Linked DNA regions of Homo sapiens: regions 1, 2 and 4 are each linked to region 3. The links are chromatin contacts, found by Hi-C or POLR2A ChIA-PET in ENCODE. All regions are on one chromosome and are shown on one strand. The core of a region is the stretch at or near the end of the contact, and the rest is flanking DNA. Distances in the headings are between cores, read along the strand shown. Region 1 holds the start of NFYC (nuclear transcription factor Y subunit gamma). Region 2 holds the start of ST3GAL3 (ST3 beta-galactoside alpha-2,3-sialyltransferase 3). Region 3 holds the start of YBX1 (Y-box binding protein 1). Region 4 holds the start of FOXO6 (forkhead box O6).

Region 1 (6,461 bases), core at 2,985-5,484, 2.0 Mb before region 3:
CACGCGCCTGTAATCCCAGCTACTCGGTAGGCTGAGAAAGGAGAATCGCTTGAACCCGAGAGGCGGAGGTCGCAGTGAACCGAGATTGCACCATTGCACTGCAGCCCCGGCAACAAGAGCAAAACTCCATCTCCTAAAAAAAAAAAAAAAAAAAAATGGTTAAACCTGTTTAAAAGCAAAACAAAAAACTTCTACCACTCACTTCCCGTATCAGAAAATAAAGCCCAAGAGCCTTAATTTAACCATAATAATGTATCTTTCCATGATTCTTCTTCCATTCCCTCTTACTCTGTGTTTCCTCAACTGATCCCTCGCTTCTTCTATTTGCTTTAGTGGCTGCCTACATGTCTTCCCTAATTTTACTCATTTTTCAAGACCCAGTTCAAATGTCACATCCTTGCAAATCTTTCCTGAACTCCTCCCACTATTTCATACTAAGTGGAAGTAAGCTTTCCCTTTTTGAACTCCAGCAGCACATGAACTATATCTTTTAGTGCCGCTTTTCTATTTTTTGAGACAGAGTCTCGCTCTGTCACCTAGGCTAGAGTGCAATGGTGCGATCTCGGCTCATTGCAACCTCTGCCTCCCAGGTTCAAGTGATTCTCCTGCCTCAGCCTCCTGAGTAGCTGGGATTACAGGCGTGTGCCACCATGCCCGGCTAATTTTTGTATTTTCAGTAGAGACGGGGTTTTACCATGTTGATCAGGCTGGTCTCGAACTCCTGACCTCGTGATCTGCCCGCCTCAGCCTCCCAAAGTGCTGGAATTACAGGTGTGAGCCACCACGCCTGGCCAGCGCTGCTTTTCTTTTAGGCCAAAGGTACACAATGAGATAGAGAGGTGTGGCTTAAGGAAGTCCAGCTGGCTGTCTAGACAGGTTCTGTTATACAGTGCTATAACCTTAAGGAATTTACCATGATACAAGAACTGATGTTTAACCTTGCAAACTCAGAAACCTAATTTTAATAGTAAGCAGAAAGTTGAACCATTTCCTGGGGGTAGGGGGTGTCTTGTATTTGCCAAGCTCACAGAAACTTTTATATAAAGAGGAATCTAACTGATTAGTTACAATGAAAAATACAATGATCAAAAGAACTAGAATACTCTAGGTGGCAGATCACTTAATTCTGTCCCTATCGCCAAGACACTTGCTGGGTGAACATAGAGGAAAGCATGTTGATCTTAAGAAGTATTTCTTAGCTGAGGCAGTCTGAGATATTCCCATCCACTACAGAGATGACACGGGCAAGGAAATCCTAATGCTCAGTGTGGCTTAATTGAGATGAGGCTTAGAGGGGCAATGGTAGTGCTAGCCTTTGTGACTGCCTTGTTTTGGGCTGCCATGGCTGAGCAAGCCCTTTTGTTCACAGAATCTCTCTCCAAACAGGGTACAGAATGGCTGACGAGATTGATTAGGTTCCATTTATTAAATTACAATATCTACCTTCTTCAGGTTCCTCCCATATGCCCTTTATCAGAGTTTGTTTTGTTTTGTTTGGTCATGTTTGTAAAAAAGGTCTTGGCTTACCCCCATGGATAGCTAATTTCATGGTTGTATTAGTCTGCTTAGCTAGCATGTTATGCTGCAGTAACAACGAAAACAATCTCAGTGGCTTACAACAAAGGTTTATTTATTGTTCACACAACATTACAGGTTATGTGTGTCAGCTGTCGCTCTGCACATCTTCATTCTGGGACCAAAGCTGAAGAGGGAGCTCTATTTAGGACATGCTGCTCTTGTGTCAGAGGAAAGATAATATGGCAAAATTGTAAGATAGCTCATAAATTTCTGCTCAGAAGTGGTTCATGCCATTTCTTTCTTTCTTTTTTTGAGACAGAGTCTCACTCTGTCGCCCAGGCTGGAGTGCAGTGGCGTGATATTTGCTCACTGCAACCTCCAACTCCCTGGTTAAAGCAATTCTCCTGCCTCAGCCTCCCGAGTAGCTGGGATTGCAGGTGCCTGCCACCACACCTGGCTAATTTTTTTATTTTTAGTAGAGACAGGGCTTCACCATCTTGGCCAGGCTGGTCTTGAACTCCTGACCTCGTCATCCACCCACCTCGGCCTCCCAAAGTGCTGGGATTACAGGTGTGAGCCACCGTGCCCGGCCGGTTCATGCCATTTCTACTCATATTTCATTGGTCAAAACAAGGCCAAGCTTGACGACATTAGGGTGAGAAGTCTTTCACCCTAATCTCCTAGGGACAGGCCAGATAGCAACGGCTTTAGAAAGGGAAGGGCGGAGGCTATTGATAATAAAGACTATAGCAAGGACTAATATTAGGCTTATATGTATCAATTGACTGTTATCAGTTATAACATTGACTATTAAAATACTGAAATACTCTAGTACTACCTGGTAAATAGCTGCTGTCCCAAACCTCCTGACCACTCCCTTCCCCTGGGATCCCTTGGGACCTCCTATTCACAAACCAGCAACTGAAGGGTTAACACCTAGCACAGACGTATACCTCCAGGATCCTAGCTGCATTTCTAATTCTGCTTCATCTATGCTTGAGCACTACTTGTTGTTAAATATACTTAATATCACTCTTAGCTAATTTCCTCTATGTAGATTTTTATTTATTTCTGAGGGCAACCCAACTTCCAGGCTCTTGGAAGGAAATAGACTGCAGCCCCTAAGTGTGATCAATACTTAATTATAACAATAATCACTAATAATAACTTGTGCTGCTTCATTGTAACTAAATGTACACTTTTACATTTTTTGGCAAGCATAGTATATGCAATAAGTACTCAATAAACATCTGTAGAGAGACTTATTTAGCTTTTTTCCATTAGCTACATCTGTCTCTACAATCTCAACATACTATTCTCTTGAATCTGTTTTTAATTTTATGCCATTTCTCATGTCTGAAAATGTCATTATAAGTAACTTTTTTTTTTTCTGAGACAGGGCCTCGCACTGTCGCCCATGCTAGAGTGCAGCGAGACACTCGTAGCTCTTACCAGTAACTTCTTTATAACACTTTTGCAATTTACGAAGCACTCTCACATTATTTCATTCACTCTCCCCAACATTACCAAAAGTTAGGAATTAGATCTTTTTACAGATGAAGGAATTGAGACTCCCTGAAGTCAAGTGTCTTATAGTTAGGTTTTGTTCATTCATTCATCAAATAGAGTGCCTGATGTGAGATTTATTGAAACTGGATTTGAAAACAATTTTCCTGAATTCAAGTCGAGGGTTTACTCCACTATTCTCAATTACTTTATCACCAGGGTTATAAACCCAAAGGAAGTGAGTAACAACAGTGTGATTTTATTGAGGACCCATGCAACACTAGTCTCAGAAAGGCTCCAGTGTCATTTGTAAAATTCAAGGTTACCATCAGCAGAGGCAGTCATTCCTCTCTGCGCTTGTTACCTAATGCACTAACTCTCACTGTAGGTAATTCCATTCAAGACACATTTGATGACTATACCTACAGGTTTTGAAGTTATTCGGATGGGGTTTTGACACTTACTAGCTGTGGGGACTTAGATCAAGTTACTTAACCTTTTTGAGCTTCAGTTTTATCATTTGTAAAATGGATACAATCCTGATGCCTTTGGACCAAGTGGTCACGGAAATGAAAGAGATAAGTATGAAAAAATCCATGCTCATAGTAGCTGTGGTTTCCAACTGCGTGATAAAACTTTAAAATCTGCATTCAAATAAGAACAACTATGTCGACGTAAGGTTACAAGCTAACTATTCTTGGTAAGTACTGTTCTTTATTCTAGAGGACATCACTTTACAGTTTGGTGCTAAATGCTCTTTTATGAATTTAAGGTGCCAGTAGCTGTCTACTTGAACGGCATGCTTAATCTGGAACGCCATGTCGACCTTCATCCCCCAGTTCTTTCTCCCCAAATTAAAAACACAAATACACACACACGCCCCTACTTAGTTCCTAAAACTCAAGGGCACGCGCACACACCTACTTATTTCCTAAAATTCAAGCTCGCACCAAGGAGATCCACAAGGATAGGCAGGGTGGTGGAGGTCACTGGGCAGCGCCTCCGGATCCCCCGAAAGGGGGCGGGGTCAAAACTCAGATCTCGAGCTCCCGAAAGGGGGCGGGGTTAAAACTCTCAGATCTCATTCCGCCTCCCTCTGTCGTCGCCCCTTCCCAATTCTCGCGAGACCTCAAGGAGCACAGCTTCTGCGCACCGCACGATACTGGGAGTCCAGGCGCCAAGGGAGGGGGAAGGGAAAAGGGGAAACGGTGCAAACGGCGTGGCCGCCATCTTGCTTGTGCCCCCGCTTCGCGCGCGCTCCGTTCTCCGTGACGCACACTTCCCCCTCCCCTCCGCCGCGCCTGGGCCTCTGCATTGCCCGACTCCGTAGGAGCGCGGGGGCGGCTCCTGCTCTTCCTGGACTCCTGAGCAGAGGTGTGTGAGTGTGCGGGAGTTTCTGTGCGAGGGTGATAGGGAAGCGGCGGCGGGGGGAGGGGCAGCGCTTCCCGCCTTCGCCAGAGACCTCACTTCCTCGCGCGGCCGCTGCTGTAGCTCGGTCCGTCCTGCCCGCCGCCATGTTGTGCTCTTGCCTGGCCCGCTGCTGTCGCCGCCGCCGCGCTCGTGGGGTCCGTGTGCCTCGTCGGCCCGGCCCGCGGGCTTTCTCCCATTGGCGGAAGGCGACGGCGGGGGGGCTCGCTCGTGATTGGTCGGTGGCGGGGAGGCCGCGGACCTGGCACCTTATTGGACGCGCCAGCTCCGGTCTAGGGGGTGATGAAGGAATCTGAGGCTGCGGGGATGCGCGCGTCTTGGGCTAGGGCGGCTGGGGCAATGACCCCCTGCGGCGCAGGCGTGGGGTTGCGGCGAGAGGGCGAGCCTAGAGGCTTTAAGGGGGAAGAGAGGGTGATGGCCTGGCAGGTACTTTGGGGGTAGCTTAGGCCATGGCCTGGGAATGGGGGACACTCACTTTCAGAGGTGCTTTTCCTGGTACATGCATGGCCCAAGATTGGGGTGTGCAGGCCCTCAGGGTTCCAGGCTTGGAAACACCGAAACCCAAGTGACAGGCTGAGAGTCTTCGAGATCCAGGGTTGCTAATGTGACCCAGTTTGGAAGTGGCCCTGAAGTCCACGGTGTGAGTGTATGGTGTAGGAAGAAAGGCATCAGGGCTAGGGGCATAGCTGAACGGTAGAATCGGATCAGGGATTTTGCTGGAGAGTGCAAGCATTCAAACACTGAGGTTTTGGTGGAGCCCTGGAGTCCAGAGTCAACGGACCTGGGATGTGATGTGAGGAGCAAGTAAACCGAGAGAGGAATGCTATTGAGAAGTGTGCTCTGTCCGAGCCTAGGAAGCACAGCATTAAGTAGTATCAGATTTAAAGTGACAAAATCTGATATAGGAAGCATTTTAGGGGACATTTTCGGACTTGGGAAGTGTATTAATAGAACAGTTATACATTATTGAGTCTCAGGACCATACAAGTAGTTTTGAGATGTTGTATATGAAATTTGCTGCTCTAGGAAGGATACAGGTCATGGCTGAGTTTCCAAAGCCACATTAGCAAATATTAGGTAGTTGGTAGTTATTTGTTGAGTAAATATTGTTAGGTTCCCCTTTAAGGGAAAGGGAGCTAGCCAGAAATTTTCGGTCTTGGTTTATTTCCTTGTATATGTGCCTAAAAAGTATACCCATTCCCATGTGTACTTTGAATTTTTTGTTTGTTTTTTCAAATAAGCAGCTCCAAACCAAAAAAAAGCCCATGCATAGCTTCTTAAGGAACAGGACTTGTCAACACTTTCTGGTTCATATTCAAAAAGTTTTTATTCCAATCCAGAGTCGTTCCAGTCAACTTGTTGGGAATATGTTCTTTTCCACTGAATCTGAATCGTAGTTACTTGTATTGCTTTACATTTGCTCGTCCCAGTGTGTGAGGGCCATGGAAACACATTTATGTTAAACATCTGTGTTTTCCTAATTTGTTTTTCCTTGTTTTTGTTAGGTAGTCCTTTTTAGCTTTAGATGGTACTCTTCTGTTTTCATACCAATTTCAAGAAACTCCTAGGGTTTTCAAATTTAGTTTTATGTGAATGCAACTACATTTTCTGGAGAAGGGAATTGATAAGTAGCAGAGGAAGAGAATTGCTATTTTGGGGCATATTTTAACTCCAATAGGTAGGCATTATCGTCCCCATATTGCAGATGAGGAAACTGAGGATCAGAGAGTTTAAGTAGCTTGTCTGGTGTCACTCAGTAAGTGGTTGAGCTAGAATTCAAACCCTGGTTGCCTGATGCCAAAGCCTGTAATTTTATCTGCTACATCAGCTATCAACATAAACCTGACTAATGAAACTTCCAGATAATTTTGTATTTCCAAGTGGATCATCTACTTTGATTTCTGGGTGTTTAGAGTGTATAAAATGGAAGACTATAATTCTTAAGAATTTCTTGTGCTGCTTAAGGATTCAGACCACAGAATTGTAACCATAGAGAATATGGGTTCTTC
Region 2 (7,096 bases), core at 1,753-4,252, 1.0 Mb after region 3:
GCTGTAGTGAAAGGACGAGCCATTTCTGGGCACGTGGCAGCAGTCGCTGATCTCCCAGCTGAGGGGCTGAGCACTGGAATGCTGTGGCTGCACTGGCCCCAGTCCATAGAGGGGTCAACTATGCTGGCTGGACTGGCTGCCTTGTTCCTGGCCTAGGACTTAGCTTCATAACTATCACCTGCACCGACTAGGCTGAGGTGCTGGTACTTGCCCCAACCCCTACTTTTGTATTTATATGTGTGTGTGTGTGTGCGTGCGTGCGTGCGTGCGTGTATGTTTGGTCTGGACCAGCTTCTGCCAGCCCCTGGCCTTTACTTTCTTCCTTGCCTATGCAGGGCAAACAAAATGTGAAATTCTGCCCTCAGCTGAGCTGAGTAAGGGCTCCTGGGGGTTGGCTGGAGATGGGTGTGGCATCTGTCCAGGCCTGGAACCGTCTCAAGACAGTGCTGGCAAAGCTGCAGTATTGAGATGCTAAGGAGCTGATGCCACCTCTTTGTCTTCCCCTAAAGGAGAACATGGGGATAACATGGGTGTGTGCCCACAACACTCTAGGTGCAGAGCCCCTGTGGCAAAGTATTACAGGGTGTGGGTGGGGATTACCCTGAATCGGGGATTTTAATGATGGAAGCAGGCAGAGCCTGGTGGGTGATTCTGTCAACAGAAAATTGCAATCATGCAGGGGCTGGGAGGGTTAGGATGAAAAAACTGGGGCCATTGGAGGCCCACTGTAGGTGGGAGGGAGCTGATTTTGGGGTGGGGGGTGGGACTAGAGGGCAATACTGAAGGGGTTAAACAGGTTTTTGCTCCTCAAGAATTTGTTTGCCTGGGCCCAGGATTGGAGGGCTTCACACCAATACCCTGTGTATACAAGAATCAGATTTATAATACTTCCCCTTTTTTGTTACGTATGAACACTATAAACCAAATTATTTTGAAAACTGGTGCATCACCTTGTCCTTAGCAATAAAATGTGTTGAGCAGAGGATTGGCTGTCTGCCCCAAGGAGCCCACGTGGCCCACGTCAGGCTGGGGGGTGTATCTAGAGTCATAGGCTCTGGAGCGGGGCTGTGTATTTTAAGACAAATCAGTAAGGCATTCCCTAGGAAGTTCCAGAGAGTGGGTCCTTTGCTTGTCAAGCTCTGTATTAGGCCAAGTATGGTGGGTCATGGGAGCAGGGACACTTCTGGCTCTGAGCACCTCTTTGTTGTGCTTGCTCTGCCTTAGAGACGGGCAAGATGAGGTAACAGAGGAAGCACCAGACCAATGAGTCCTCTCAACAGAGTATCTCTCACTGCTGCCCCATTTGATACATCTTTGTTGAACTGGCCTAAGTTCATGCCAGCATCTGTGCTCTATACAAATTGTGGAACCAGTGGGAAGGATGGGTGCATTTTAGGTGCTTGAAAAGCAAGGGACTCAACCTCCAGTGGGATCCTCAGATTGCTCTCCGAGCTGTCTAGTTGGTGAGAAGCTTCCCTGGAGGAAGACCCAATCTCCTTTGGCTGGTAGATCCCTGAGGTCAAAGTGGACAAGGATGGGGAACCACAGAGCAGGGAGGGGGGCAATGAATAGGTGCAGGACTTGGGTGCCCCGGAGCTGCACCGGCTGGCCCTTAAACAGCCAGGCACTTCCTGTGGCATGGCCCTGTCCAGGTGCAGGAGAGGCTTAGGTCAGTTCAGCTGCTCTGGATGCTTCCTTGTGTCCCTGGGGGTTGAGAGGTGGTTGCTACTTGGTATCTCATTGTGGAGAAAGGGAGGTGCAGGAGGTGATCTTTTCTATGTCAGCTCCCTCCTGGGGCCCAGGGAGGGAAGTTGGCCTTTTTTTTTCTTTGCCCACACTCCACTTGGGGATTCCCAGGGGATGTAGCAAGGGAGGCTGGGCAGAACCAGGCCTTAGTGGATTGGTGAGAGAACACTAATCCATACATCTTTGGAAGAGAGGAACACTTCACCAGCCTTTTTACACAGGATCCCTACCTTTCTCGATGACCCCACTGCCTCCAGGGGTGGGCGCTGGGTTTAATCCCAGCAGTTTTTACTCAACAGCTGACCAGTTTTCCAGAAACTGCACTTTTTTTTTTTGGTCAACCTAATAACTCTTAGGAAACTGCAACTCAGGTGATCCAAATCACACAGACCGGCCCGTTCTCTCCCCTACTGGCTGCCTATGCAGTCGGGTCGACCTCAAGAGAACTGGCCCCAGCCAAAAGCGGCACCTCCCGGCCTGCCAGTCCCTTCCTGCCTTAGGCAGCTCCTCCCAGAAGCCTTTTTGTAGGGCAAACTGCCTTCCCTTTGTAAGGTAGGGCCTTTGGATCCAAGGTTGCAGTTTAAAGACCACCCCGACTTTGTTGAGGAATTAAGTTTTAAATTCCGCCCCAGGCGGATAACACCAGGGCTCAGCCGCAGGAATGAAAAAGGAGTGGGAGGGCTGCAAAGTGTACGTGGGGCTTGGAGGCCTTGTGCCACGCGCGGACTAAAAATGTTCTACGAGTCTCTTAACGCTCACCCCCGTGCCCCCTTACCCACCAGGGCCCACGGAGGTCCGAAGCTTTCGGCCTCAGTGAGCGGAATGGGTGCGCTCACGACCTGGAGGGCGAGATGAGATGTCCCTCGGCGTGAAGTGGCCGTGACTACCCTAGCACTTTGCGTTCCCCGCGCGGGCGACGAAACACGCTCTCGAGGGGAGAGAGCCGTGCGTCCTCTGGGCCGTGAAGCCAGGGGAAGAGGGTTCCTCTAGACAGCTCGATGTGCCCGGGAGAGACACCCACGCTGAACCTGCAAGCTGGGGTGCTCCACCAGCGCGAACCTCTCGCCCCGCACTCGCCGCAGCACTGCTCTCGTGGTAGGCGGGGTGGGCGGGACGGCAAATCCGCGGCTCCTGCGTCTATTGGGCTGCTCGGGGCAGCGCAGCTCCGCATTGGCCAGGCCCTCGCTCCGCCCGGCTTCCGCGAGCCCATTGGTCGCAGGCGCCCGACCGGGTCGCGGCCGCGCGCTCCGCCCGCCGCTGCGTCCCCACTATGGCGGCGCCCATGCAGCCCAGCGCGTTGTGGGCTCCCGCCGGGGTCCCCCGCGGCTGTCGCCGCCGCCTACGCCGCTGCCTCCGCCTTCCTGCCCCGCGTCGGGCCGGGCGCCACCTCCCCCCTGCCTCCCTCTCCGCTGTGGTAAGGGCCTGCCCAGTGCGCTTCGGGGCGCGATGGCTGACCGCGAATAACGGTCGCCGCTCCGCCCCGCCCCTCCCCCGCCGGCCGCGGGTCCCGGGCTGGGCGGGGCGCGGAGCCCGCGCGCTAGTGCCCGGGAAGGCGGGGTCGGGGCACGGCCCAGTCGTCCTTCGGGCTGGGGGCCCAGTACCTGGATGACCTCTCCTGGGTGGGGGCCGCCGAGCCTGGGGGAAAGGCCGGCCGGACGCAGGCCAGGAGGTCTGAGATCATCTCCGTGTGAAACCCCGCAGCGCTGCGCACCTTGGCGCAGAGCACGGACACCGTCATTCGGGCCCTGCTGTGGGAAAAGGAAAGAAAAGTCCAGGGAGCGCCTGAGCGGGAATCGGCAGCGTTTGGGTAGCGGTTGTCATTGCTTACTGCTCTAGCGGGGGCCAGAACTGGGGTCAGTTTGATCGGCAAAGTACGCCTCTCTTGCTTCCTTTCCTTCTGGCACTTTCCCCCGTTGTGTCCTCGGTGCTTTTGCTTGCAAGAGAAAATATCTTAGTGAGGAGGGCAGGTTTGGTTAGGAGAGTGTCCCATGAACATTTTGGATTCCTTTTTACAACAATGTCCATTTTTATGATTCCTCAGTAAGCCTCATTTATGTTTCCTTCACGTATGAGGAAGGAGTGAAACCTGATAACTGAATGTAATTAATTGAGGGAAGGACCAGTGAAGGCGGCTATTACCTCAGAAAGTAAAATACTCAAACTTTTCAGTGGATGTACTGTGAATTATAGATAGCTGGACATTAAGGTAGGAAAAAACTCTTATTAGGTTACTAAAAGTAAGATAGTCCCCATGACAAATTAGGTTGTTTCTAAGGCAGAATTATCTTGTAGAGATGATCACTGAAATGTTTGGTGTACTTTCAAGTCAACAGAGGATTAAAAGGAAGCTGGCACAGAAATTTATAGCCAAATGATACTTTCAAATAATCTCTTAAGGCAATACAGCTCCTCCTATGATTAGAGATTCTTAAGGATATTTTGAGATATTAAGTGGTGAATCTCTCCATTTCGCGTGTCTAACTGTCTAACCATGGTTTAATAAAAATAAAATGTTAACGATGAAACAAGACATTCATGTTCTCAGAGACTAACAGACTTTGTATCAATCAATGGAACGCCTCTTGAGTACATATTTTATGCAAGGCATTGACTGAGGGGAAACTCAAAACCATTTAAGATAAGAAACTTGCTCTAATGGGCCTATAATATACTTGAGGGAATAAAGCACACACATGACAATGATAACTGTGATATGGTCTCTAGAATTCCAAGATGGTAGGTACTCTGAGAAACCGAGAAAAGGAGAAATCCATGTGTTTGAGGAAGGTTTCACAGGGAAGCTGAGGCTTGAATTGGGTCATGAAGAGTGGGTAGCCGGCTGTATGAAGGGGAAGAAGTGAGCAGATGAGAAAGTGAGGATGACAAAGGTGCAGGGGAACCTGAGATGCTCATGGGTGGTTCCAGGGGGTTTCTTAGCAGAAAAAGCAGGATATGAGGTTGCACAAAAGGTAGGTTGATGGCATTAATCCAAGAGGTACCTTTGTCCTGTGTGGTGCAAAGAGTAAACAAGTAATAGAATTTACTTCAAAGGAAGCTGTAGCTAACTATCAGGAATACAGTAACACTTTACTTGTCATTGTCACTTTTTCTTTTTTCTTTTTTTTTTGAGACAGGGTCTCCCTCTGTCACCCATGCTGGAGTGCAGTGAATGTGGCTCTCTGCAGCCTTGACTTTCTGGACTCAGGCGATCCTCCCACCTCAGCTTCCCAAGTAGCTGGGACCACAGGCAGGTGACCTGGAGAATTAAAAAAAATTTTTTTTGTAGAGACAGGGTCTTGTCATGTTGCCCAGGCTGTTCTTGAACTCCTGGGCTCAAGAAATCTTCCCACCTTGAGTTCGAGACCAGCCTAGCCAACATGATGAAACCCCGTCTCTACCAAAAAAAAAATACAAAAAATTAGCCAGGCGTGGTGGCAGGCGCCTGTAATCCCAGCTGCTCGGGAGGCTGAGGCAGGAGAATCGCTTGAACCCGGGAGGTGGAGGTTGCAATGAGCCGAGATCGCGCCAGTGCACTCCAGACTGGGCAACAAGCGTGAAACTCGGTCAAAAAAAAGAAAGAAAGAAATCCTCCACCTCAGCCTCCCAAAGTGTTGAGAATATATGCGTGAGCCACCACACCTAGCCCATTGTCGCTTTTCTGATTCACCTCAGCTACTTGGAATAACAGTTCTCTCAACCCAGAAGCGGCACCTCAAGTTTATTCTTACTTTTCTTCTTTTTTTCTCCCCGTGTTTTTGGTTGGGTGCCAGGTCTTGTTGACCCTACTTCCACACTGTTTCTGGCATCTGCTTCTATTTTTGAGTCAGAGCCTCCCTCTGTTGCCCAGGCTGGAGTGCAGTGGCCCCATCTCAGCCCACTGCAACCTCCACCACCTGGGTTAAAGTAATTCTCCCGTCTCAGCCTCCTGAGTAGCTGGGACGACAGGCGTGTGCCACCACACCCGGCTAATTTTTGTATTTTTAATAGAGACGGGGTTTCACCATGTTGGCCAGGCTGATCTTGAACTCCTGATCTCAAGTGATCTGCCCACCTTAGCCTCCCAAAGTGCTGGGATTATAGGCATGAGCCACCATACCTAGCCTGGCATCTGCTTCTTTTCACTCCTACTGTCATCACACTGATCTGGGGCCATTGGACCATTCCTGTGAATTACCACAGAAACCCCCTAACATTTTTTTCCTTCCATCCATCATGTGTATTGCCATCACTTCCAAGTTTGTCACTTCTCCAGCCAGGACTTTGAATGGCTCCCCATTATCTGTTGCGTTAGGCACAGACCAGCCTGGCATGGGCAATATGGGCAAACTGATTTCTTGCCATTCTGTTATATTTTCCAGGTCAATGGAACTATTTGCTCTTTGTGCTTTGCTGTTTGTGCTCTGTATCTTTGCTCATGTTGGCTTTTTCTATCTTAAATAGTCTCCTTGACTTTAATTGTTCTTACGTATGTTTCAGGGCCATTTGATACGGAACTTCCTTTGTGAAGCTTATCTGTACTTTTTCTTCCCATCTAGATGAGCTGTCTCTCTTCTTTAAGTTTAAACCACCATAACATTAGAGTCTGCCTTTTTGCGATAATTGCCTTAAATCCTGCTTCTACCCACAGTATAAGACTGAAGCTATTTCAAGACATAGACTGTCCTCTTCATCATCCAACTTTGTACATAGTAGGTACTTGGCAAATATATTTTATATTGAAAATAGCTTTGAATCAGGATGGATGCAGAGATAATTCTTTATCCAAACAAAATGTTTATCATTAAAATCTATAAATAAAGTTGTTTATGTGAGAGAATCCCTTACTGAGAGATCTGTATTGACATAGATAGCTTGGATTAGGCTGCACTAACAAAAACCTCAAGACTTCAGTGGCGTAACAGAACAAAACTTGACTTCTCATTCATGTGACGTGTCCAGCATGAGTGTACAGGAAACTCTTCACAGTTACTCAGGAACTGAGGCTGATAGAAACTCCATCTTAATATGGTACTGCCATGACCATTTTGATTAAATGAAAAGATAGTGGTCAAGTGGACACTGGCTTTTCAAGTTTCTGTCCCACTATGGCACATGCCACTTTCATTCACATTTTCATTGGCCAAAGCAAGTCACATAGCCATGCCTAACTTTAAAGAAGGTTAGAGAATTTCAGTGTTAGCATATGTCTGGGAAGCAAAGAGCCAGAAATATTTGGTGCATAGCACTAATGACTACTACCTCATCTGGGGTATCACAGCCCATTGAAGATTAGAGGTAGCACATCAGATGGGCTGCTAGAGACAAACATTGACAGTAGCAAGAAATAATAGCTCTAACCAGGCATGGGGTA
Region 3 (6,934 bases), core at 632-3,131:
AGTAGTCACTGGAAGATTTTAAGTAAGACAGTGTCATGATCAGATAGATGTTCTCAAAAGAACTTTCTGGCTGTTGTGGTGGGTAATATTAGAGTAAGAAAGAGGTAGAGAGGTGTGGTTAGTAGCCAACAGCACTGCTCTATGCTAGGGGTCAGCCGACTACACTCCGTTTTTCTGTGGCTCATGAGCTAAGAATACAAATGGTTTTTAAAATGTTTAAATAGTTGAAAATATGTAAAGATTCGTGTCATGTAAAAATTAAGGCTGTTTTCAAGCTCCAAACCTGAGTAGTAAGTCAGAACCATATGGTCGGCCAAGCTTATATTATTAACTATTTGGCTCTCACAGAAAAAGGTTCCTACCCCTTGCTCTAAGCAATTGGTGATGATGGCCTACAGTAGTGACAGTAGGAATGAAAAGACTCTGAATTGACATTTAGAGGGTTTAGGACTGACTCAAGAACGCCTTTAGGAGGTGGAACTCACAGGCCTAGACGGCATTGGTAGGGGTAAGGAATACTGCATTAGCCTCCTAACTGCTTTCTCTACTTCCATTCCTTGCCCCTCTGCAACCCATTCTCCACTCCGCAGCCATTTTTAAAAAGATGCCCCTCCCTACTTATGACTCTAAAATTGCTCTTCTCACTCTTCCCCTCAGGATATATTTCCAATTAAATATACCTAAGTGACTGCCCACCTCTGCAACCCAATGTCACATTCGAGTCTTACTGAACTACTTGACTGCATTTCCCGAGATCTCACCTCTTCTCGCCTGTACCCTGTGCGCGGAAAGTCAGCCCTCCACCTTCTCCCTGCTTCCACTCCCAAAATACTTCGTGGTTTTGCAGCTCTGGAGTATTTACCGTGTTGGCTGTTTAAATTTCTGCCTCCATCAGAAGGCAGAAACTGACTCGCGAACTATTCCATCCCCAGCCGATAGTAGACGCTTAAAAAAGAACGAAAGAAGGTGGGTGGAGGACTTCAGTAACATCAGGTGGCAGCCTCAATTTTATCGTTTGTGAAACGTGGATAGTAATCCCTCTATCACGTGGCTGTTGCAGGAATAAAGTGAAAAAACAAAACAGGCTAGCTTGTTCAATAAATGTGAGTTGAATTAAATCTGATTTGTGGTCAGTAGAAAAAGATGTGAATACTTGGAAAGGAAGACACATTTTTTTAAATATATGCCTGGTAAAACGGATCAGAAGGCAGGTCCCCATGGAGCACACCCTCGCCCTAAACATGCTGAACCCGGGCTGCCATAGCCTGCGTGGTCCCTCCAAGGTGACTGCTCCGACAAAAGGGTACGCTCTTCAAACGCATACGTTTAAGGCAATTCCAGAAACCCTCGGCTGTGCCGCGACTACACGGCCATTAAAGAAAAGACGACTCTATGCCCGCCGTAATGTTCTCAGATCACAGGGACCGTATTTGGAGCTGGGAGGGAGGGAAGCCTTTTCTTCACGGGGGGCTAAGGCGTCTTCGAGCCCCCTTCCAATCCCGGGTCCGGCCGGGTAATCCCTGCCCAGCGTTCGGGCGTGCCTTTTTTTCAGCCGAGACACAACCCTGAACGTGGGGCCCGCCAGCCCGGCGGCTGCCTCGTGGAAGTCACGTTCCTTCTGCCCGTCCTCTCGGGTACTCTATGGTTTTCGTGGCCGACTACTCTAATTCTAGTTCCGGTCTCTATGGCGGCCGGCGGAGGCAGGAACGGTTGTAGGTCGACTGAATTAGCCGCCAAAGGTCCAATGAGAATGGAGGACTGATAAAATATTAGCCAATAGAAGCTAGGGATTGGGGTCAGGTGGGCAGATTGACAGTACCACTGGCCAGTGAACAACGCCTAGGGCGGGTCGCTCGTAGGGCTTATCCCGCCTGTCCCGCCATTCTCGCTAGTTCGATCGGTAGCGGGAGCGGAGAGCGGACCCCAGAGAGCCCTGAGCAGCCCCACCGCCGCCGCCGGCCTAGTTACCATCACACCCCGGGAGGAGCCGCAGCTGCCGCAGCCGGCCCCAGTCACCATCACCGCAACCATGAGCAGCGAGGCCGAGACCCAGCAGCCGCCCGCCGCCCCCCCCGCCGCCCCCGCCCTCAGCGCCGCCGACACCAAGCCCGGCACTACGGGCAGCGGCGCAGGGAGCGGTGGCCCGGGCGGCCTCACATCGGCGGCGCCTGCCGGCGGGGACAAGAAGGTCATCGGTGAGGACCGGACAGGGACGGGGGTGGGGCCCTCGGGCAGCCCAGCAGCGGAACCGTTAGCCGGAGCTGGGCGAGCCGGCGGGCGCGCGGCCGGTGGGCACCGACTCCGCGGCGCGCGGCCGCCCATCCCCCCCGTCCCCCCCTCACTCCCTCTCGCGGGGACCCGCCCGGCAGGCGCGCGCGCACTGCCTCCCGCGCCCCCTGTGGACCCCGCGCGGCCGCGCGCCCCTCCCCCTGCGGCCGCGCGCCGCCGACCGCGTGTGCGACGGGGTCCCCTCCCCGCCGACCGGCCTCGTGCGCTCGGGCCCGCACGCCGTTGTTCGCGTCACCCCCACCCAGCTCCCTTCCGCGTGTGCTCGGAGGGCGCGGCGCACCGCCTACGCAGGCCGGAGCGGCTTCCCCTTCCCTCACGTGCTCTCCGTCCGCGGCCTGCGCACACACCCATCCTGGGGCCCGCGCCCCGGGCCTGCCCTGGAGCGCCCCGCGCTTCAGACTCACCCACGTGTGCGGCGGCGGCGGCGACTGCGTGGCCCCGCACCCGGGCGGTGGAGAGAAAGGGCTGTCAGGTGGCCGCGGCGGCCGGCGTGCGAGGGACCGGATGCCCAAGCCGGGCGGATTTGGAAAAGGATAGCTGGTAATCGTGGCTTGTTTTGCTTTGTTTTCTTTTCCAGCAACGAAGGTTTTGGGAACAGTAAAATGGTTCAATGTAAGGAACGGATATGGTTTCATCAACAGGTGAGCTGCCGGGCTCTGAAGCCTCCATCCCACCTTCTTGCTTGCTTCCTGCTCTGTCGGCTTCTCGGGGCTTGGGAAGCCCCAATCCACAGCTCTGTTCTGAAAGGCGTTTACTACCTCTGGTGTATTAGTATGATTTTTTGTTGTTGTTGTTTTCCTTGATTAGGGATTAGTGGATCTAGAGAATGCCTTTGTTTTGCAGCTAAATATTAATTTGAAGCTAACTTAAAAGGCTTCGTCACAGTACAAAGCAATTCAAAAGGCAAGCGGAGTGAATGAGCCATTCCTTAACAGGGTAAACGGGAAACTACGGTCCAGTACATTTTTATCCTTGTCATCTTTTTCTACTTTATTGAACTCGGTATTTGAGAATGTGATCCACTGACATCGGATATTTATACATTGTTAACGTTTTAGGGTAAGAGGATTTGACTATATGAGGTTTTGTCATCTTTACCGAGAGGTTGTATTGCCTTTGTTTCACGTTTCATTTTAATACCTGAGATAAATTTTGTCTTAGCACAGCTTTGACCAGAGAGAACTGTTTTTATTTGCTCATCCAGTAAATAATATATTTACAAGAAAGTGGTTTTTTTTCCTTCTTCCGTTCTTATTTTTCATTCTTCCTTGTCCTAGAATCATAACTGGTTAAGTCGATTTCTGTTAGATCCCTGGCTGTAGCTTATTAGAGTGGCCATAGTCACTGGTAACTTGACATTTTTCTTCCTGTTTGAAGGCAAAGCTGCAGACACGTCTTTAGGACTTACCCTTCGGGTTGTTTGTAGGAGTGGTGGTGGTAACGTGCAGTAGACGCACTGTATTCCATGGGCTCCCTTGTAAGCCGGGCATCATTTTCAAGATGGCTGCCAAGGCTAGTAGTGCTAGTTACATGGGTGCAGAGCACTGGGTATGCCAGTAGCAATCTTGGCCTCACAGGTATGGTACTTAGTGCCATCTCAGCATTGTCTTGCTTGCTTACTGTAGAAGACCTAAGCAGATGATTAAAAGAACAATGTGGAATGGACAACAAATGGGCAAAATCAAGCTTAAGGACAGAATCATTGCCTGATGAAAAACTGTTCATTAATCAATCATAGAGTATTGTGGAAACACTCAGAGTAAGAGATAAGCATTTGGTGATCTATTCTCTACTTTTGCAATTGTGGGAAAATATTTTGTTTCTTCCAAAATCTTAGGATTTTCCATCTTGTTATATACTGTTTGCTTTCCTGGCTGGCCGAAACTACGTTTTTCATTAATTTTTTGATAATGGCTTACTAGCAAGAAGGAAGGGAATGCTTATATATAATTGGCATACTGATAGCTTTTTAACTGATCTCTCTGAACTTTCTAGTGTTTTAGTTTGTATTTCTGTCTTACTCTGATTATCGTTACTAGTCTAACCCTTAAACCAGTGGTTTTCAAATTTAAGTGTGCTTACCTTGGGAGGGTGTGATGTAAGTGGTGAGTTCCTCCTTCTGAGCCTTGGATTCATTAGGTCTGGGTACATTTTTAACAGGAATGATAATGGTCTTCGGGCCATACCTTCAAAATCACTGCTTTTAACCCTTGACCCAATGTAATGGTAACTCTGGTGTGCAAATTTGCAGCCTTTTCAGCGGATAGATTGCAGGTTTTGTATGTGTTGAAGAAGTTTTAGCATGTGCCTTGTTTCGCTGCATTTTTTTTAAGTAGGCATAGGTTATGACATTTTTTGAAATCAACAGTTTTGTCCAGAATAAGAGTAATATCTTTACATTTTTTAAGTATTTAGTCCATGAGATACTGTTCATTGAATATCTCTATTCTGAATTGGAATCAACTCAATTGGTCATCCTCCAGGGCAAGTTATGAATTGGCTTTTGATGGTCCTTTGTTTGGACTATCCTAACCTCAATTATTTTGTCAAATTAACTGGTTAAAATGTTCTTTATGCTTCTGAACTGGTTTTAATGATTCTGGGACTTTTTTAATAAGATGCTGTAAAATCTGACTCCAATTAAATACAGGGAAGATTTGCTTTAATTAAGGAAAATGTATGTGATAAAAGAAATCACTTTGGAAGCTAGCAGTTGGTTCTATATGTAGTTCGTGTAGTGGAACAAATAGACTTGGCTGGAGGCACCTGTCTCTTATGAGGGAGGGAGACAGACTGACACATAACGTGCTGTTTTCTGTATAAAGGAGAGGGTGCAGTGTTCGGGATGACTATTGTGACGACTTTTAATTGGGGTTTTTGGATGCGCTGGATTATATATGCTAGGATTGTAAGGAATTTTTATAATTACAATATTGTATGTAAATTTTCTGCCTTTAAAGACATAATTTCATTGTAAATGTGTTTATTCCAGCCTGAATTACCACCTGATGAATTGTTACAACCTTGTTAGAATTAATTCATGAAAGGGCTTCTCCCTGATGGTTATATTGTGAAGAAGGTGCTAAGTAACATGAGCATAGAGCTTTTAAAAATAGCAGAAGTTTTGGCTTTATTTTGTTAGACTGTGTAATCTAGAAATTCTAAGAAATTCATTGAGTTATTCTTTTGTGAACTGTGTCTACAAAACATAATCGGAGAATGTGACTAGAGGGGTTTATTAGCTCCCCCCAGATTACTGTTGAATTTTGTTAGTGGTTGAGTATTGATCCATATTCACCAAAGATTACCATGAATTGGCAACAGTTTATAGTGACCAGAATAGGAATATTTTTCTGTTTCCAGAGTACTTAAAATGTTTAAATTAATAATTCTTAATGTTTTGAGGTGAAAGAATTTGGAGCAGAGGTCACAAATTTGTGACCTTCTGGCTAAAACTACTCCCAGATGCTTTGATTAGACAGTACAGTATTTTTTAAAGGAATTGGGATTAATTACTAACATTTATAATTCAGGAGATAACACCAAGTAATCCAGATTATTATATTTTTAAGATCTGAACTTTAGCTGGCTTTGGGGGCCTGTATTTCCACATAAGTAAAAACCACCTGGCCATATTGTCACCACATTTAGGTGGGGTATACTTTTTTTACGACAGCCTTCACGCCTGGCCTCTGTGTATGCATTTGAGTTTATTACCCATGGTCTAGGAAGATGTAATAAACCAAGCCAGGGAAAGGTTTGGCTATCTCTCTTTAGTCACGCCTATCAGGTTTAGTCTCCCTTTGGGGTGGGGGCTCCCTTGTGGGGATTCCATATGTACATAACTGATAGGTGACTTCCAACACATGTTGGTGAAAATAGATACAGCTAACAAGTATTTATACTAGGGTCTATAGTAAGTGCTTAAAATGAGCCAATTTACTTAATCTTTAAAAACCTTTGAGGCGTAGGTACTGTCATTCTGAGGCACAAAGGAGTTGTTACTTGTCCCCATAAGCATAGGTGATAAGTGGCAGGATTGGAACTGTTTTTTGACTCTGGAGTTAGTGTTCACCAACTGCTCTTATGCTGTCTCTGAAATAGACCCTAGCCATTTTCAATTTGGTTGTTGTCCACATAGTTACAGATAATTTCTTAGGGTGATTATTTTTAGCCGTTGAAAGACTCTTAAATGATCCAAGTATGTCACTGGGGCTCTTGTCTGCTGACTTGCTAGGTCCTGGATTTGAAAAGTTTTCTGCCTTTCACTATCTACTTTGTGAAGTTTGGGATTGTTAAAAGTTCTAGTTTAGCATGTAGGTCAGCTATACAAATAAAAGGACTTGCTTAATTCCTGATACTGGGAGGTGAAGAATTAAAGGAGAGAATGTTGCACCTTATCTCCCTTAATCTTTTTTTTTTGTATGGCCTGCAAGGTAAGACTGAATATTGCCTTTTTAAAGGGTGATTTTTCTTGAGATGGAGTTTCACTCTTGTCACCCAGGCTGGAGTGCAATGGCACGATCTTGGCTCACTGCAACTCCGCCTCCCAGGTTCAAGCGATTCTCCTGCCTCAGCCTCCCGAGTAGCTGGGATTACAGGCGCCCGCCACCACACAGGCTAATTTTGTATTTTTAGTGGAAAC
Region 4 (6,760 bases), core at 3,924-6,423, 1.3 Mb before region 3:
CAGAATATAGACTTGTTTGAAAATAAAGTCTCTGCAGATATAATTAGCTAAGTTAAAATGAGGTCATTCTAGAATGGAATGGGCCCTAAATCCAATATGGTAGGTGTCATTACAAGAATAGGAAAGATACAGAGATGGACAGGAGATTGCCATGTGAAGACACAGGCGGGGAAGAACACCATGTTGAGACCGAGGCAGAGACTCGAATGATGCGTCTACAAGACAAGAAACATGCAGGATTGCTGGCAACTGCACGAAGCTAGAAGAGGCAAGGAAGGATTCTCCCCTAGAGCCTTCAGAGACAGTGTGGTCCTGCCAACACCTTGATTTCAGACTTCTAGCTTCCAGAACTGTGAGACAATAAATTCCTATTGTTTTAAGCCACCCAGTTTGTGGTACTTTATCACAGCAGTGCTAACAAATTAATATACCTCCTTCCCATGGTACAGAAGGGGGGTGACATACAGGCATCTTAGCTCCCAGGTGTGGTCCTGCCGAAATTTAGACTATCAGGACAAACCCAAGGCAGAGGAGGAGGACGAAGGACATGTGATGTTTGACATACTCTTTGCAGGGCTTTGTGCTTGGCACTTCACATATGGGATCTTGATGTAAGTGCAGCCATTCCCATTTCCCAGATGAGGAAACTGAGACTTAGAAAAGGGAAGTTACTTGCCCCAAGCTCATTTTTTCCCTGCCCCGCGGTGCTATGCAAGGAGCAAACCCAGACTCTAGTTTGAGTTCCAGGGAAGTAAGTTACTCACTTCCCTTCTCTCAGCCTCACTTTCCCCATCCAGAAAATGGGAATAATACTTTCTGCCTCTCAGGTGGTTGTGATTTCTTTTCACATCCCTTCACTCAACAGATATTTACAGAAGGTCTCCTCTGTGTCAGCCTCTGCTCTAGGCCCCAGAGACACAGCAGTGAACGAGATGTGCCCAGTTCTTGCTCCTAGGAGTCTGATTCTTTTGGGTAATGCCTGTCAGGTGCTCCACAGGGGCCAGCACTTAGTGAGTGCTTGGGGAACCTTATGGGGATAAGAATATAGGATTGAATGGGATGGTGTGCAGAATGGGCTTGGCCTGTAAGAGGAGCTCACTTTGGCATTCATTTCTTAATCACTATGCCAGTGATTCTCTACCCTGCCAGTGGTGGTACAGCCTCCTGGACAAGGAAGGTACAAGGTCCTTTGGGCCTGGGCTCCATGTTCTTGGGCACCCAGCAGTCGCTGCTGTAAGCTGCCTCCCCAGAGCCAGCAGAACTCTCTGCCCAGGCCTGGTCTGTGGTCTGTGCAGGCCGCCGAAGGGGCCTTGGGTCTTCTTATAGGGGCTGCATTGCTGCACTGTCCCCCTCAGCTGAGCCTCCTCAGCTCAGCCCCACCCACTCCCTGTCACTGTCCCTGCAGGGGCCAGGCCTGAGCCTGTCCTGGAGGCGCTCCCAGCTGTCCTGATATCCCCTCTGGCTTCTGCAGACACTCCCCCTTTCTGCCCCTGGAGGCCTCCTCTGGTCACCAGCCCCTTCCCCTCCCCTCCAGAGGTGTCCCCAGACATCATCTCTGTGCTATTCCTTTTTCCTGGCAACGGTGGCATTAAATATCAGCCAGGCTCTGCTCAGTGCTGGCAGGGTGGGGGTTCTTGATAACCATGTGGTTTAGGGGAGGGTCTTCTCAAGCTCCTGCATGATGGGCTAGGAATGATTGGGTTGATTGTGGTCTGGCTCTGTTCCCAACTCACTGCACTTCCTTGAGCAAACCTCTTCCTTCCCAGACCTGGGTTTCTCTGAGAGGCAGCCCTCTCTGCTTTCAGCCGGGGGTATGAGGACCAGGGCACACAGGTCCTGAGCAAGTGGCAGCAGCCAATCCCAGGATGGCTGACTTTTTCCAGGTGGGCTCTGGGGATGCAGCGCAGCTATGCCCATCAAGCCTCAGAGAAGCGCGTCCTCCTGTCCTCACTTGCCCTGAGTGAGCCGGGAAAGCTGGCAGCAAGCACTGGGAAGCAGGCTCTGGCGGGCCCTGATGGCTCAGCGGTGGCAGCAGCAGTGGTGGCAGGGGCTATTCTGAGCGCTGGGAGGGGCTGGGGAGCTGAGACTGGAGGAGGGGAAGTGACAGGGAGGAGACAGTCTCTTGAGGGCGAGGGGAGTGCCACCTTAGCCCCGGGTGGGGGGTGTCTGCCGATGGCAGTGTGTGTTGGGAGAATTGTGTGGTGTGTGCTCCTCACTGGGAGTGGGCGAGTCAGCTGAGGTATTGAGGCATGCGCTGGGATTGTTTGAGTGTATGTGTACAAGTTTTGTGATCCAAGCACGAGTTGAGTGGGTAACGCGCACATCCACCTGCCTGTGGGCAAGTGAGTGCGCGTGCACTGGAATGCGAGCATGTTCCAGTGTCCAGGGAGGTGTGAGTGAAGAATATGTGCCTGCATGTGGAAAAACGAGGAATGAAAGGGGAAGCAAGTGGGGGCTTGTTTGTGAACAGAAATGAATGTGGGCGTGGTAGGGAGGGTGGATGGGAGCTTGAGAGCCAGCCTGGGGGAGCGGGGAAGGGTGAGAGCTGGTGGTCAAGGGAACTGTAGGTAGAAACCATGGGTCTGTGTAATTGAGACACAAGCGTGAGGCACGTGGCGAGTGTGCTTGTGAGTGAGCCTACATGTGTGAGCGGCTGTGAGTGTGTGCATGGTAAGAGCAGGTGGGACTGTATGAGCTGGGCAAAGTAGGAAGGGAAGGTATGTACACACAAAAGCAGCAATAAAAACAGCTAGCATTTATTGCGCGCTTATTCTGAGCCTGGTGCTCACATTCATAAATGTATTTAATTTTTCAAATATCCTGTGAAGGTAGTGCTATTATGGTAGTCATTTGTAGAGTAGGAAAGAGTGGCTTTGAGCAGTTATGTATCTTGCCCATGCTCTTAATCACTATGTTATACTGCCTCAAAATGAATGTGTGAGCAGGGGCCAAGTTGTGAGTGAGAAGAATGTGAGTGTGTGCCATTGGGTGTGAGTTTGAATGTGTGTGTGTGTGTGTGTGTGTGTGTGTGTAGGAGCTGAGTGTACCAGACATGGGCCTCAGAGGAGAGTCCAGGCAGCAGCTGTGGACACCGGGCAGGGCAGGGGCCTGAGTCAGCCTCTAGTGCATCTCTGCCAACCTGGCTTCCCAGACCCATGTTGGCAGCCTGTGCCAGGGCCCCCAGCTAAGGATCCTCCCAGCAATGGTATGGCCCTCAGCAGGCCTCTGCCTCACAGCTCAGAGCTGGGCCAGGGCCGCAGACTGGCGGGAGGCTTGCTCGGTCTCCAGGGTCCCTTAGGGGAGCAGCTCCCAGTATGGACTCCCCAGGCATGGAGGGCATACGAGTGATGTGGTGGTGGGGGGTGGATTCAGCAATGATTTCAGGCTCCTTGTGACTCTAAACAGAATCACCTGGAGGATGTGTGTATGTGTATGGATCGGAGGGGTCGTCAGCCAGCACTTCCCATGCCCACCCTTGCCTTGGGATATGACTCAGGCAAATGCCACGCCAGGCATCTGCAAGCAAGTCCTGCTCCCACCCTGGGGAATGAGGAGGGGCTCCTCCAGCCCCACCCCCACCCTCACCCTTGGCCCTGCTCCTCAGGTCCTAAACTGGAAGGAAGAAATTTTTGAGAAAGGAGGCCATCTCCCATGGCCTGGGCTCAGCCCTCCCACTGCCCAGAGACCTTCGCATCTCCAGCGTCCTCAGGAGCAAGGTACTGGCTGGTAAAGAAATCAGGAGCTTGAGATTCCAGTCCTGGCCATGCCACCAGGGGAATCACCTGCTCATTCTGGGCCTCAGTTTCCTGATTGGCAAAATAGGAATATTGTGCTAAAGGGGCACAAGGTGTTGCTGGCAGCTCAACAAGTGGTCTGGGCAAGCAGAGAACAGAAAGTGTTGGGAGTTGGGGCTAGAGAAGGTGTCAGGGCTAAGTTGACATTTGCACGGAGCTTTGAAGAGTGGGAGAATCTCTGATGAGGGCCTTGCGGCGGGGAAATGGTGTTCTAGGCAGAGGGGATAAATACCCTGAGCGAAGGCCAGCAGGTGCAGTGGTGACTGGGAAACCTAGCTCAGCAGCCTGTAGGATGAGGCCACGGACTGCCCAACCTCTCGGCTAGCCTCGCCCTTCTGAGCTCATGTGATGATCTGATTAGCATCTGACTCCTGACTAGTCTATGCAGTAGGGGACCTCATTTGTTTCAGTTGCTGCTCTCACTGTAGAGCCCTGGACAGTGCCTGGTGCGTCAGAGGTGCTCAATAAATATCCAGGAACTGATTGAGAAGCATCTCCCCAAACACTGTGAACTTTAGACAAGTGCTTGTTCCAACAACCGCAGTAAGAACCTCCCACAGACTCTAAAACAATGGTTTGCAAGGTGTGGTCTCTCGTGCATCACCTGGGAGCTGGTTAGAAATGCAAAGTCTGGGGCCCCAACCCAGACCTGCCGAATCAGAAACTCTGGAGTTGGGGTCCAGCAATGTTAACAAGCTCTAGGGGATGATTCTGCTCTGCGTCAAACTTTGAGAACTGGAGCTCTAAAACTATGACCACAGGCACCATGAAGAACATGTTTGCGGATGGAGGAGCGAGAATTGTGGCAAAGCCTAGCCTAGAACCCAGGTATTCTTGACCCATTCTTTTTCCCCAGCTCAGTCCAGGGCACAAAGAAGAGCAGAGTTCGATCATCCTCCCTGTCAGAGTCCTGGAACGGAGACTTGGGAACGTCAGGAGTCTACAAACAGAGGGCGGGGCAGTCCTCTCCGGAGTAGAAGGCGGGGCCAGTGCCCTGAGCCCCGCCCCATCCCGTTGCCCCGGGAAACCCCGGGTTGTAACAATAACCGGTGACGCGCTTCTGGGAGGGATCCTGTCGAGCCCATGGGCAGGACAGTCCAGCCGCGGACCAATGGGAGTGTTAGGGCTCCGCCCCCTAGCCCCCCCGCCTCCGCGCCGAGCAGGGGGCGGGGTCGCGCCAGCCGCTCCGCCCCTGCTCCGTAGGCGGCGCTGTTGCTTGCAGGGGCTGCGGCGGGGTCGCCCCGAGCTGGGAGCTCAGCGCCCGGTCTCCCAGCCCGCGGGCGGGGCACCTGGGCTGGCTGAGGATTCCGCGGCCGCAGGCGAAACGCCCCGCCCCCTCCCGCGTCGGGCCCGCCCCCTCCCCGTCCCCCGCCCATCCCGAGGTGCAGCCGGCGCTGAGCGCGGCAGGCGCGGGAGCTGGCGCTGGAGCCGGAGCGGCGGCGGCGGCAGCATTCACCGGGCGGCGGCGGCGCGGGCTCCGGCACCGGCTCGGGCTCCGGCATGGTGCAATCCGGCCTCGTCCCGGGAGAGCAGGGCCCGTGCGCAGGGCCGGCGCCCGGGGAGCGGCGGCAGCGGCGGTGGCGGTGGTGGCTGCAGGCGCAGGCAGGCGGCAGGTGCTAGAAGCGGGGCTGGGCGAGGTGTGTGCCCGCTGGGCTCCCGGGCCGCCGCCCCCTCACTGCCCAGGTCTTTCCCTCCCTTCGTGCTCCCCAGCGCGTCCAGCCCCCTGCCTCCGCGCCTCGGCCCATGGCGCCCCGCGGCTGAGACAGCGCCGCCAGGGACCCCTCCCGCGGGCCTCCCCGGGGCGTGCAGATCCCGGAGCCGCCCGCCCACCCTCCGCGAAGCCTCCCTCCCCTCCTCGCCCGAGCCGGGCGGGACCATGGCTGCGAAGCTGCGAGCGCATCAGGTGGACGTGGACCCGGACTTCGCGCCGCAGAGCCGGCCGCGCTCGTGTACCTGGCCCCTGCCGCAGCCTGACTTGGCCGGCGACGAGGACGGAGCGCTGGGCGCAGGGGTGGCCGAGGGCGCCGAGGACTGCGGGCCGGAGCGCCGGGCTACGGCCCCGGCGATGGCCCCAGCGCCGCCCCTGGGCGCGGAGGTCGGACCGCTGCGGAAAGCGAAGAGCTCTCGGCGGAACGCGTGGGGGAACCTGTCCTACGCCGACCTCATCACCAAAGCCATCGAGAGCGCCCCGGACAAGCGGCTCACGCTCTCGCAGATCTACGACTGGATGGTCCGTTACGTGCCCTACTTCAAGGATAAAGGCGACAGCAACAGCTCGGCCGGCTGGAAGGTGGGGGCGTCCGGCTGGGGAGGGGGCTGGGGACGCCGACTGGGGCTTCCAGGGGCTGCTAGGTGTGTTGGGCTCCAGGAGGGCCGTCAGAAGGAGGGCTTTTTGGCACCCCCCGGGGTCACAGAGTGTGCGCCCAGGGCGTGGGGCCGGCCAGCGGACGGGCGGGGGCGTACTGGGAGCAGCTGTGTGCGTGCTCCCTTGCGGGGAGGGATGCGGGGTGGGAGGTCTGGTAGGGTGACAAGGGACTGCCGCTTTGAGGCGTCCCCGAGGCACGTCCCCACCCTGTCCTTGGGGGCATAGCAGAGGAACCCATTCCCAGGCCGCGGACATTGGGGAGCCTCCCCCTCCTCCCCCAAGTCTGCTTTGTGTGACTCTTGTTTTACCCTTTCCACCAGGGCACCCTTCTTAGAGCGCTGGAATAATGACTTGGGGCCAATGCCGGCTTTCCCTCCCAAATCTCTATCATTGCGCTTCCTGGAGCTGTCCCCAGGGTGAGGAGTGTGACCATGGGCCCACAGTTCTTCTTGTGGTGCCAGAGTTCACCCTAGGGCACCAACCAGCCTGGAGTGGGGAACTCGGCAGGTGACCTGAGATCTGAGTTCTCCATGGGGTGGCTGCTGCCCCCCTTACCTAGATCAGGATGGGGGTCACTGGTGATGGCCCCTGCTGGTGTGAG

What was found. Hi-C counts contacts between places; a loop is a spot of excess contacts on that map. ChIA-PET counts read pairs that join two places held with the same protein, here RNA polymerase II (POLR2A). Pooled maps may share reads with other maps.
Region 1: a pooled map shows a loop between it and region 3 (14-fold over the local background). The contact joins the promoter of NFYC here to the promoter of YBX1 in region 3. A Hi-C loop is called at or near these places in 3 of 37 single-sample maps with no recorded cell type and 10 of 50 pooled maps. POLR2A ChIA-PET finds 5 or more read pairs at or near these places in 1 of 52 experiments (CD4-positive, alpha-beta T cell).
Region 2: a loop to region 3 is called in a map of naive thymus-derived CD4-positive, alpha-beta T cell, with 19 times the contacts of the local background. The contact joins the promoter of ST3GAL3 here to the promoter of YBX1 in region 3. A Hi-C loop is called at or near these places in 1 of 168 maps with a recorded cell type or tissue (naive thymus-derived CD4-positive, alpha-beta T cell) and 8 of 50 pooled maps. POLR2A ChIA-PET finds 5 or more read pairs at or near these places in 1 of 52 experiments (CD4-positive, alpha-beta T cell).
Region 4: a map of CD4-positive, alpha-beta T cell shows a loop between it and region 3 (4-fold over the local background). The contact joins the promoter of FOXO6 here to the promoter of YBX1 in region 3. A Hi-C loop is called at or near these places in 1 of 168 maps with a recorded cell type or tissue (CD4-positive, alpha-beta T cell) and 5 of 50 pooled maps. POLR2A ChIA-PET finds 5 or more read pairs at or near these places in 2 of 52 experiments (T-cell and activated T-cell).

What each region holds. Positions count from the first base shown.
Region 1 is chr1:40,687,470-40,693,930 of GRCh38, forward strand. It overlaps NFYC (nuclear transcription factor Y subunit gamma), which reads left to right and starts at 4,235. Exons shown (of 10, transcript NM_014223.5): 1 at 4,235-4,398. It overlaps NFYC-AS1 (NFYC antisense RNA 1), which reads right to left and starts at 4,792. Exons shown (of 1, transcript NR_024567.1): 1 at 1,611-4,792. It also overlaps a transcript of RIMS3 not described here. RefSeq lists a silencer at 4,643-4,742 and enhancers at 4,983-5,152, 5,173-5,222.
Region 2 is chr1:43,704,534-43,711,629 of GRCh38, forward strand. It overlaps ST3GAL3 (ST3 beta-galactoside alpha-2,3-sialyltransferase 3), which reads left to right and starts at 3,003. Exons shown (of 12, transcript NM_006279.5): 1 at 3,003-3,160. It overlaps KDM4A-AS1 (KDM4A antisense RNA 1), which reads right to left and starts at 2,808. Exons shown (of 5, transcript NR_033827.1): 1 at 2,526-2,808. KDM4A (lysine demethylase 4A) reads left to right here. Exons shown (of 22, transcript NM_014663.3): 22 at 1-985. ST3GAL3-AS1 (ST3GAL3 antisense RNA 1) reads right to left here. Exons shown (of 4, transcript NR_125986.1): 4 at 4,859-5,002. RefSeq lists enhancers at 2,438-2,955, 2,681-2,760 and silencers at 2,891-3,390, 3,421-3,470.
Region 3 is chr1:42,680,537-42,687,470 of GRCh38, forward strand. YBX1 (Y-box binding protein 1) reads left to right here and starts at 1,882. Exons shown (of 8, transcript NM_004559.5): 1 at 1,882-2,195; 2 at 2,867-2,930. The coding sequence starts at 2,030. It also overlaps a transcript of PPIH not described here. RefSeq lists an enhancer at 1,538-1,587 and silencers at 2,028-2,227, 2,418-2,527, 2,638-2,787.
Region 4 is chr1:41,356,261-41,363,020 of GRCh38, forward strand. It overlaps FOXO6 (forkhead box O6), which reads left to right and starts at 5,174. Exons shown (of 3, transcript NM_001291281.3): 1 at 5,174-6,084. The coding sequence starts at 5,671. RefSeq lists enhancers at 4,580-4,649, 4,717-5,011 and silencers at 4,810-5,469, 5,670-5,889.